Linked DNA regions of Homo sapiens: all the other regions are linked to region 1. A link is a contact called in ENCODE Hi-C data. All regions are on one chromosome and are shown on one strand. The core of a region is the stretch at or near the end of the contact, and the rest is flanking DNA. Distances in the headings are between cores, read along the strand shown.

Evidence for each region. Hi-C counts contacts between places; a loop is a spot of excess contacts on that map. Pooled maps may share reads with other maps.
Region 2: a loop to region 1 is called in a map of endothelial cell of umbilical vein, with 2.4 times the contacts of the local background. The contact joins the enhancer-like site here to the promoter of DUSP10 in region 1. A Hi-C loop is called at or near these places in 2 of 168 maps with a recorded cell type or tissue (endothelial cell of umbilical vein and sigmoid colon), 3 of 37 single-sample maps with no recorded cell type and 2 of 50 pooled maps.
Region 3: a loop to region 1 is called in a pooled map, with 20 times the contacts of the local background. The contact joins the enhancer-like site here to the promoter of DUSP10 in region 1. A Hi-C loop is called at or near these places in 2 of 37 single-sample maps with no recorded cell type and 6 of 50 pooled maps.

What each region holds. Positions count from the first base shown.
Region 1 is chr1:221,740,485-221,743,641 of GRCh38, forward strand. It overlaps DUSP10 (dual specificity phosphatase 10), which reads right to left and starts at 1,605. Exons shown (of 4, transcript NM_007207.6): 1 at 1,497-1,605. RefSeq lists enhancers at 675-1,312, 1,313-1,950, 1,422-1,611, 1,942-2,141, 1,951-2,588 and 1 more and silencers at 592-641, 2,362-2,841.
Region 2 is chr1:221,034,055-221,037,211 of GRCh38, forward strand. No RefSeq gene overlaps it. Among named protein-coding and RNA genes, the nearest start is that of HLX-AS1, 160 kb to the left of the region's middle. Within about 2 kb of position 1,702, at least 5 of the 41 ENCODE cell types and tissues checked have a DNase peak (open chromatin) inside an H3K27ac peak, as active enhancers do; they include endothelial cell of umbilical vein, where a contact is called at or near this core.
Region 3 is chr1:221,067,855-221,071,011 of GRCh38, forward strand. All of the region lies in intron 3 of LOC101929750 (a long non-coding RNA gene), which reads left to right. Among named protein-coding and RNA genes, the nearest start is that of HLX-AS1, 190 kb to the left of the region's middle. RefSeq lists a silencer at 1,290-1,339. Within about 2 kb of position 1,422, at least 4 of the 41 ENCODE cell types and tissues checked have a DNase peak (open chromatin) inside an H3K27ac peak, as active enhancers do.

The DNA.
Region 1 (3,157 bases), core at 355-2,854:
CTGGTGTCCTAAAACGAAATCTCAAGCCATGGAGCCAGATCTGGAAACCTGGAAACCCCAGCCCCGGCAAATCCCTCACCCTTTGCTCTCTCACCTGCCCCCGCCCTCATTCCTGCCTGGAAAGGACAACTTGGGCTCTCCTCCCCTCTTCATCTCCCTGGCTGGCACAGACTGTGCATCCTAGAGCTTCTCTCAATGGGAGGCAGCCACGTTGTATAAGGTTTCAATCCCATACAGATATCCCCCCTTCAAGAGTACTGATTCCGTAAAGAGGACCTCCCAATTAGCCTGTACTCGTTGAAAGGGACAGTGAATTGTTGCCCACCGGATCTATCTCTGATTTCAGAGTGTCTGCAAAAAGACAGCTCCTTCCTCCTGTAGGCACAGGGGCACTCTACAACTCAGGCTTGCTAACTCTTCTTCTTCTATTAGACATGCACATAGCAAAGACGCCAAACCCCACGCCAAGAGACGCTCACCTAAACGAACTTTAAGAGCTATCAGGAAAAATGCCATCTATCATCCGTCTACACACGACCGTCACCATTCTCATCCGTCTACACACGACCGTCACCATTCTCTGACACAGAACCAAAGTGTCACAGGCGGAATCCACACTCACGCGCGCACACGGGGCACGCACCCATCACGTCGGCAGATCTCCAACGACTCGGGTTTCTCTCACCCACCTTTGGATGGGAGCGAAGGAGTCAACCCCCCTTCCCTTGCGTAGTATTTTTTCTGAAGAGCGAGTTCTATTCCAGAAGCTATAACTGTTTCCCGGTTGGACCAAGCGGTGAAAGTCTTTGCTATTGTGTTACCTGGTAGGACACGTCCAGGATCAACATACCATTTCTTCTGAGAGGGACGCATAAGCGTGTTCACAGAGACACGCGCTGGGACCCCCACCTCCACACAGAGTTCAAGGCTCACACACACACACACGGAGTGTATAGAGAGACCTGCATCCCTGCAGCAGAGGGTCGGGCGTACATACTGCCCGTGAAACCATCCAGTCTGGCCCAGAAAATCTCCCAGAGAAATACTGAGCTATCCCCTCTCCCTTCCACCACTAGGCAAGAGCTGGAGAGAAAATTAAGTGGTTAGAGAATGCTTCTTCCCCATTCCTGGAGCACTTAACATCCCCCCGCCCCCCGCTTCACTCCTCGGCACACAGCGCACTAATGAGCCCCGAGCATTTAAAACTGCCGCAAAGCATCCCAACAAACCTCATTTTTTCTTCGCCCCAAATCCAAGTAGACTGCAGGGAGTAAACGCACAGGGTAGCAGGAGCCAACGGCCGGAACCTTATAACCCTACCTGCTGTAGCTCCTCCGTCAGCATCGCATCTCTATCTTTCTGTCTCTGTCTCTCTCTCACACACACACAGATACACACACACAAACACACACACTCACACTCACACAAGCACCGCCTTACAATCCTCCACCTCCAGTCCCGGGCTCTCAGGAGTAGTCGCGGTGACTTCCACTTACTTCATAAATAAGTGTATTCCTCCACCATCTGGCGCTCCTCTTCAGCTATGGACTCGCACATTCAGCCCCCATTCACTCGGCTTCATTGATCTCCAGCAGCAACATAGTTACTTTCTCTTTTGCTACACTGTAAATGTAAGGTTCTGAGGGGGCGGACTCGCCGCCGACCGACGGCGGGTTGGGCCAATAAGAATCCGGAGAAAGCCGACCGCTACCTCACAGAGCCCCGCGACCAATGGGCAGCCTAGGGGGCGGGTAAGAAGGCGTGGCCTCATCTCTTTAAGGAGGGTTTATCCGAAGCTGCTCTGGGTCCTCGGTGTTAAAACACGGGCGGTGATGTCATTGGCAACCAATCAAAAACTTAAAAGAGCCAGCCGGGGCCGCGCGGAGCAGCTGCTCTCTATTTACATGTAAACCGAACCGGCAGGATGCAGTTAACCCTTTACCAGGCTGAAGTGTCAGCGGGCTGGACGCGCTGCTCCGCTAAAACTGGCTCTTCCCACTGGACGGGATCCTCCAACACTCCCTCACCCGGGGACAAACCACGCTATTTTTCCTCCTTACTATGGACAGATGATCAAAAGTATCGGAGTAACTTTCTAAAGGAAAGAGACTGCGATCACCGTCCCTAGTGGGAAAGCCGGGTTCTCTCCGAGTCGCTCGAGGTGACTTGACAAACGCTAAGCCAAAATTCGCGGACCTCGCCGGGTCTTCTGCGCTAGGACCAGCATGAGCGCGCAGCCAGGGGCGACGCTTCCGCTCCGAGCCGCGGCCCGGGGCCACGCGCTAAGGGCCCGAACTTGGCAGCTGACCGTCCCGGACAGGGAGGCCCTTCAGCCTCGACGCGGCCTGCGTCCTCCGGAGGGCCCTGCTCCGCCCGGGAAGCGTCCGCCTCCCGCCCGCCCGCCCGCAGATGTCGCTGCCCCTCTGGCTGTCCCGGCCTGACCGCCGCGCGCCGCCCTGCTGCTCACCTACTTCCGCGCCACGGTCACGCCCCTGCCGTCCCCAGGCTAACCCTCCCGGGGCTCGACCCAGAGCACTAAGGCGGCGCCACTGAGGGCTGCTCGGAGGAGGAGGCTTGAGTCGACGCCAGAGGCGGCAAGGGACGCGCCCTGAGCAGCGGTGCAGAGGCCAATCCCCTGGCCGGGCGTCCTGGGGCCCGCTACGCGCCCGCTGCCCCTCCGGGTCTGGGTCCCCGCCCGCCGCCGCCCCCCTTTCCCGCCTGGCGCGCTGGGTCCCCGCGCCGTGCCAGCAGCGCGCAACCCACCCGCCCCACATGCCTCGGCCGCCACCCCTCGGTCCCGCACGGCCCCTGCCGAGGCCAGGACCGGCAGCCCGGCGCTTCTGGAACAGCCGCAGCTGGCGGAAAAGAGCCAGAGCCGAGTGCAAATAGCTAGATTGAATGGGGCCGGAGGAGCGTGGAGGAGGTGACGCCGCCTCTCCCCGCTCCCCTGACTTTGGCCGGCGCCAGGTAGCTGGCCGCAGCTCCTGATCAGGGAGAAGAGTAGGGGGCGGGGCAAGCCGCCCCTTGCCTAGTCCGGAAAATATTCTCATTAGGGAAACTGCAGGAAAGTTGCCCTGGGATACAAAAAGAAGTGGAGATGAACAACCCCAGATGAACTGTGGAGAGTCTACGTCCAAGAACCCTAAAGAAGTAGAGC
Region 2 (3,157 bases), core at 452-2,951, 710 kb before region 1:
TATGGGGAGGGGCAGGAGCATGAAAGCTTAAAATAGCTTAGCCCATTAAGGGCAAGTGGGGAGGTTGATTATCAGATAAGTGAGGGCTAGACTAATATGGATTGCCACATATGGGTTTGTATGTTCCATTTGAAGATGGGATTTCAAGTAGAAGACTGATACGATCATATTTACACTTCAAAACTTCATTTGGTCTCTGTATTAATACTGGATAGAAGAAGCCACCAGCACTGGATAAAAGAAAGCCTCAGAGCCTGCTGGAATTATCTGAGGGAAAATTGATGAGGCACTAGGGCAGGGTAGATGGGGAAGGAGAAGAAGAGATGGTTTACTGGTAGTAGGGTGTTCAATTTGACAGCACCTGAAACAGACTGGATTTTGGTGAAGGAGAACACTGGATGAATAGAAATAGCAATGCTGTACACACATGCACACACGAGGAAATGATGGGAGACAGATTTGGGAGGAGGAGGAGCTCAGTTACAGATGTGTATTTGGGTCATGACTCCACTCAGAGGGTTGGGGATGAGAGCTGGCACTCAGGAGCATCTAGAAAGGAGATCCAGAAGGTGAAAAGAAAGACAATTAGAGTGAATAAGGAGAGTCTAGAGGGGCAGCCAGGGATGCTGGACCATAGCCAGAAGACAGCAGTAGTACCCAGAAGTCAAGATGGTAAGAAATTTCAGAGAAGACAAGAGAGTGGATGGTGCAGAGACCAAGACTGAGAAATTAACATTGGAGTTAGCAGTTGGAAAGACACTGGTGTCCCAGATTCCAGTTTGGTGGAGAGGTGCTGCAGCCCTGAGGGGAGGTGAGCTTGAAGATGGTATATGGTGTGTGTGTGCATGTGTGTGTGTGTGCATGTGTGTGTGTGCGTGTGTGTGTGTGTGCATGTGTGTGAGAGCACTATTCCAGTGGAGGAGAAACCCAGTGGATGTGTCCTTGTGGTGATTAGCTGTGGAAGATGGGCAGGGCTACAGACACAAGTTATCAATAAGCTGCTAAACAACTTATCAGTCATGGTGTTACTATTACCAAAAGGACCACATTTTAACAAATTTTAAATGTGCTTCATCTCTTATCACCTTCCCACCATGTCCCTCCGCATTAGAATGCTGTCTCCACCCTTCAAAAGACCCTCTACCTTGTGCTCTTTCACTCCTCCATGCCCTGCACACGTGGTTTCATCTGTCATGAATGTCCTATGCCTCTATGCCTAGCTAGCTGTCTTTCTAAACCACCCAGCCCAAAGGCTGCCTCCTCAGGAAAGCCTCTGGTAATGCCCATGACAAAGTAGTTTCTCCTGTCTCTACTCCCTCAGTGCTCTGCTCACACTTTTGGTAAATAATAGAATGCAGCTTAAAATTACATCTCTCTCCCTTTCTGGATGGTGAATTTCAAAAACATGTTGATTCAGCTGTTCTGCGTGCCTAGTCCAGTGCTCAGCCCATGATGAGAGCTCAGGGTTTGTTTAGTGACAAGCCTTTGGCAAACTCAAAAGTTAGTTGTAAAAACTATTGGTCAGGAATGATGGACCCAAGCCTAACTGACCTGAAGCTATTGTGAAAATGGTAAAAACCAAATCCTCAGCTTTTTGGGCAGGTATATTAAGGGAGGGTGCCAAAATGCTGTCAAAGCTTTTATGTTAAGAAGTTGCATAGGTTCCTAGAGCTATGTCTTCAGTGACACTGGGCAGCCAGGATGACTCATGACCCTCGATTTAAGCATCTGGAAGAGTCAGTTTTATTTTCGGAGAAACTCTGTGTCACCTTTAGTAAAAAAAGAAAGGTACACGAGGCCTTGGCAAGAAGATCTATTTCATAAATCTGTAAAATAAATGAAGCTCTTTGGGGACATTAACTCTTCTATAACCTCTCTCGATGAGTTTGGAAAGTATTTATTATGAGATGGAGCCAATTTCAAAGTGAAGCTGAGAGAATTTTCTTTCCTGAGCTCCTCCTGGAACAGTTACGTTTAGTGATGCTAATCTATGATGATGACTCAGTGACAGGAAGTGACATTGGTCATGCGTTGGCCCCAAACAGTACTTGAGGGGAGGGAGGAGGCCAGAGGACTAAAATCCTGTGTGGTTTTCCCAGTGTTTTTACCTACATGATTGTCATCTTTCCTTTTGAATCTGTCCAGAAATTGTCAGTGAAATGAAAGATCAGTGTTACATATCATTTGGGTTTTTGGCACCAGGGATGTTTGCTTTATTTTGGGTTATATTAAATACAATTAAAATGCACTAATGGTATTATAAAAGTTTTGATTTTAAACAGTGAACTAGGAAATCATTGCAAAAAAGAGTATTACGCATGACATTAGAATATGGGGCTCCAGTTTCAGATTTTTTACTTATATCTGTATGACTTTCAGTGAGTGCATTTAACTTCTTCAAGTCTTATGACCTTACTAATGAAATATGGTAGTAACACCACATCTCAGCAGCATTCATGGAGTGCTTACTATGTGCTTGGCACTGCTTTACACGGGTTAGTTTTCCTCAATCCCTTTGATGTAGGTGTGATTGTTATCCATTGTACAGATGAGGAAATTTAAGTTTGCGGAGTACGTATACCATACTGGGATTCAAATCCAAGACTTTGTGATTCTATTACCAAGTTCCCAACTGCTCTTTTATTTTTATTTTAAAAAAACTTTTATTTTAGGTTTAGGGGTACATGTGCAGGTTTATTATATAGGTAAACTTGTGTCATGGGGGTTTGATATACAGATTATTTCATCACCCAAGTGCTAAGCCTACTACCCATTAGTTACCTTTTCCTGCTCCTCTCCCTCCCCGTACCCTCCACCCTCTGGTAGGCCTCAGTGTCTGTTGTTCCCTTCTTTGTGTCCATGTGTTCTTATCATTTAGCTCCCACTTATAAGTAAGGATATGTGGTATTTGATTTTCTGTTCCTGCAGTAGTATGACAAGGATAATGGTCTCTAGCTCTATCATTCCTGCAAAGAACATGATCTCCTTTTTTATAACTGCATAGTATTCCATGGTGTATATGTACCACATTTTTTTATCCAGTCTTCCATTGATGGACATTTAGGTTGATTCCACGTCTTTGCTATTGTGATAATGATGCAATGAATATACACATGCATATGTCTTTATGATAGACCAATTTATATCCTTTCGGTAA
Region 3 (3,157 bases), core at 172-2,671, 670 kb before region 1:
ACACTCTCTTTATGGGCACATTGAAATGAATTGTGCTTTTACTGTATGTCATTGTTATGTTTCAGGGGACATGATTTCACCAGTAGCTTTGCCAAATTTTTGCAATAACATGATTCCACTGTATTTCTATTTTAGTACCACGATCTCATGCCTTGAAGTTTATTTGAAAAAAGAAAACAACATAAAAAAGAGTGAAGTTCAGCCAAATCCAGGTTATTCAGGATTTAAGTTATAATCCAGCATGAAGATTATCCTAAACTTTTGCTTCTCTTCCTCACCTTTAGTATTTTTCATCTTAAGTGGATGTTCCTGCTCAGTAGCATATTTCCCAGAAAGAATCAATGGGATTTAATTAATTTCTTGTGTGAAATGCTGCAGAGATACTTTTTGAGGGAGGGAGAGAGAGAGAGAATGAGAATGTATGTAGAGAGAGAGAGAAGAGAGAAATGGTTGGAAGCTTTTGGTAATATTTTCTGATATGTATAAACTTAAATTACCTAGAATTCATGAGCACTTCTGCTTGCTATCCATGTAGAAGAGATCATTAAGAGATTGCTGTATTTTATCCATAATGTACTTTTCTAACCTAAATTATTAGGAATAGGAATACCCCATCTGCATGCTATGAATAACACCATGTGTGGAGAATCTGCACAGATCCTGAGATAATTGTAGGGATGAAGCTGTCTAAGGAGAAATCCCAGGCCTTAGGAGAGTGTGAACCTTGTGGAAAGATGAACAAAAGGGGAAGAGCCCTATTTTGAATCAAGGAAATCTTAACTCATGAGAATAAAATTAGTGTGAGGAGCCAAATCCTGAACAATCTTTAGTTTCCTTATTTTCTCTCTGATGACACTGTAACTGTCTAACTAAAAAGGAGAGAATCAAGTTAAGGAGCAAAGTATTTGGTCAACCCTTTAAACTATTTGTCGACATCATTTTATAGGTCAGCATACTTGTTTGAATTTTCCATTTGTCTTTAGAATATCTACCTGGAGAGAAGTCGATATTTAACTAGAAGAGATGGACGCTGTTGGGCTAATACAAAAAGTTAAAAATTCAACCCATGAAACATTGGTTTTTATTTCATTAGCAATTTTGGTTTCATTTTTTTTACCCAAATTAGGCTGAAAAATGAAATCAAAATTGCTGGTGAAATGAAGCCATTTTATACAAATAGCACTTTGCATCCTCAAAAAGAGAGATTCCACAGAATGTTCTTGTACAAACACCTGTAGTTTGGGTCCATGTGGAATCTCTCTTTTTCAGGACACAAAGTGGTATTTGTATAAGAACATTCTGATTCTGGATCCACTAGCTGCAAGAAGACCTGATTGAACCAGTGCCTCCCGCTGTGGGTGAAAATCAGCCTGGCCTCTCCTGGGACACAGAGGGGACCAAACTGTCAGTCACTAGAATGATTTGTTCTCACTTTCCAGCTGGCTGGTTTGGTGCTGTTGTTGATGCTGCCACAGTCATTGTAGTGTAGGGTAGGTAACAGACTAGCCTTCCAAGCACCTAGCTTTCCACCTCCTTGCTGAGACTTTGGCTTGGTCTCCTAGAAATGGCTCCTTTTAACCCAATAAACAGGGAAGTGGGTGGGGGGATAGCTGTTTAAAAAGAGCACATTTTAATGGAAAAATGAGGTATTTTCCATTGTGGTAATGTGTCTTTTTTTTTCAATCATAAAATTGCTCAAAAGAGGAAGCAAAAAGAGGAACATGTATTCATTTGTTTCAACTTGAATTTGTGAAATGAGTTCTTAAGAAAGCTAGCAGGCATCTATTTCGAAGAATTATGACTCCTTTTCGACATGTAAATATCGTATCATTTCCACAGTATAATTATCTCCCATGATGATCTAAATTTATATGACTGTAGATTCCAAACGCAGTTATTGTGGAGTTTCAACAAGACCACATATGAGAAAGAAAGAGAGAAAATATCTGCATGTGTCAGTGTTCAAATGACACCATCAGAGACTGTTGAGAGTAAGACAAGACCTCTCCTTTGTGACCAGTTAACTGATACTAGACAAGTATTGTTCTAGCAGGTAAAATGACTCGAAGATATCTTCAAACTTTATATTTTTTAATAACCCCCATAATACAGAATTACCTATGGATGTACATGTTGGAGTACATTCACGTGAAAGTATAGAATCAGACATTATTCAGGCAGACTTTCCCTGTTCCAAATACTCCTTAATTGAGGAACTACCTTGACTACTAATTTTAAATCACAATAGTTCCATGCAGAAGGGAGAGCTAAGTTTTGGGTTACAAAATTTTGAAAACCACCATATAGAACCCACCTAAAATATCCAACCACCAACTTGCCACTGGCGATGGCTGAGAAAGCAGAAGGGAGGCAGATGTGGTTGTTGCCCAGTTGGAAATGATGATACTAATAAGACTTTAAGTGAAGTAAGCAGAAGGAGTTTGGGGCATTTGTTATGCTCTCCTTGAAGCTCTGTTCTGAGTCCTCCCAGACCTGGCTGGAGATTGATTTTCCTTCTGTGCTAGATATCCTACGTGAAAATAACCATGGCAGTATTAATAATAGCACTGTAGCAGCTGTTTGGAAAGTGAGCACCTTCCATACCTTAACTTTCTATTTTGCCTGGTAGATTGCACTCTTTTCCTTTTCACTAGCAGATAGTTCTCTGAGTACGAATCTAAAGAGAGGAGAGCCAAGGCTATCTATATTGCCTATGGTAAGACAGCATAGTGAGACATTTCCTTAAAAATCTGGGAATGACTGCAAATGGCATTGGGAATACAATCATGAGTTGGTTGCCCCTGATGGTAGTTCTTCAGGTTCATGCATAGGAAGCTCCAAGGGAAGGTTGACTCATTAGATGCACCAAAGGTTGGCTTACTCTAAAAATGAACATGTCATGAGCATGCACACAGGGTTAATAACATATATTGAGCTTTTCCTATATGCTAGATTCTTTTTTACCTTCTTATTAAATCCAAACAACAACGTCCCAGTGAAGATGTTGTTATCAACAAGAATATAAGCAGAATGAGTAGCAATTTGGGTTCACTTGTATACAATAAACACTTGGCACATTTGCTTTTCAAATGATTTAATAAATGTTAACCTTATGGATGAAGAAACAGAGTTTTGCAGAGATTGAATACTCTGCCAA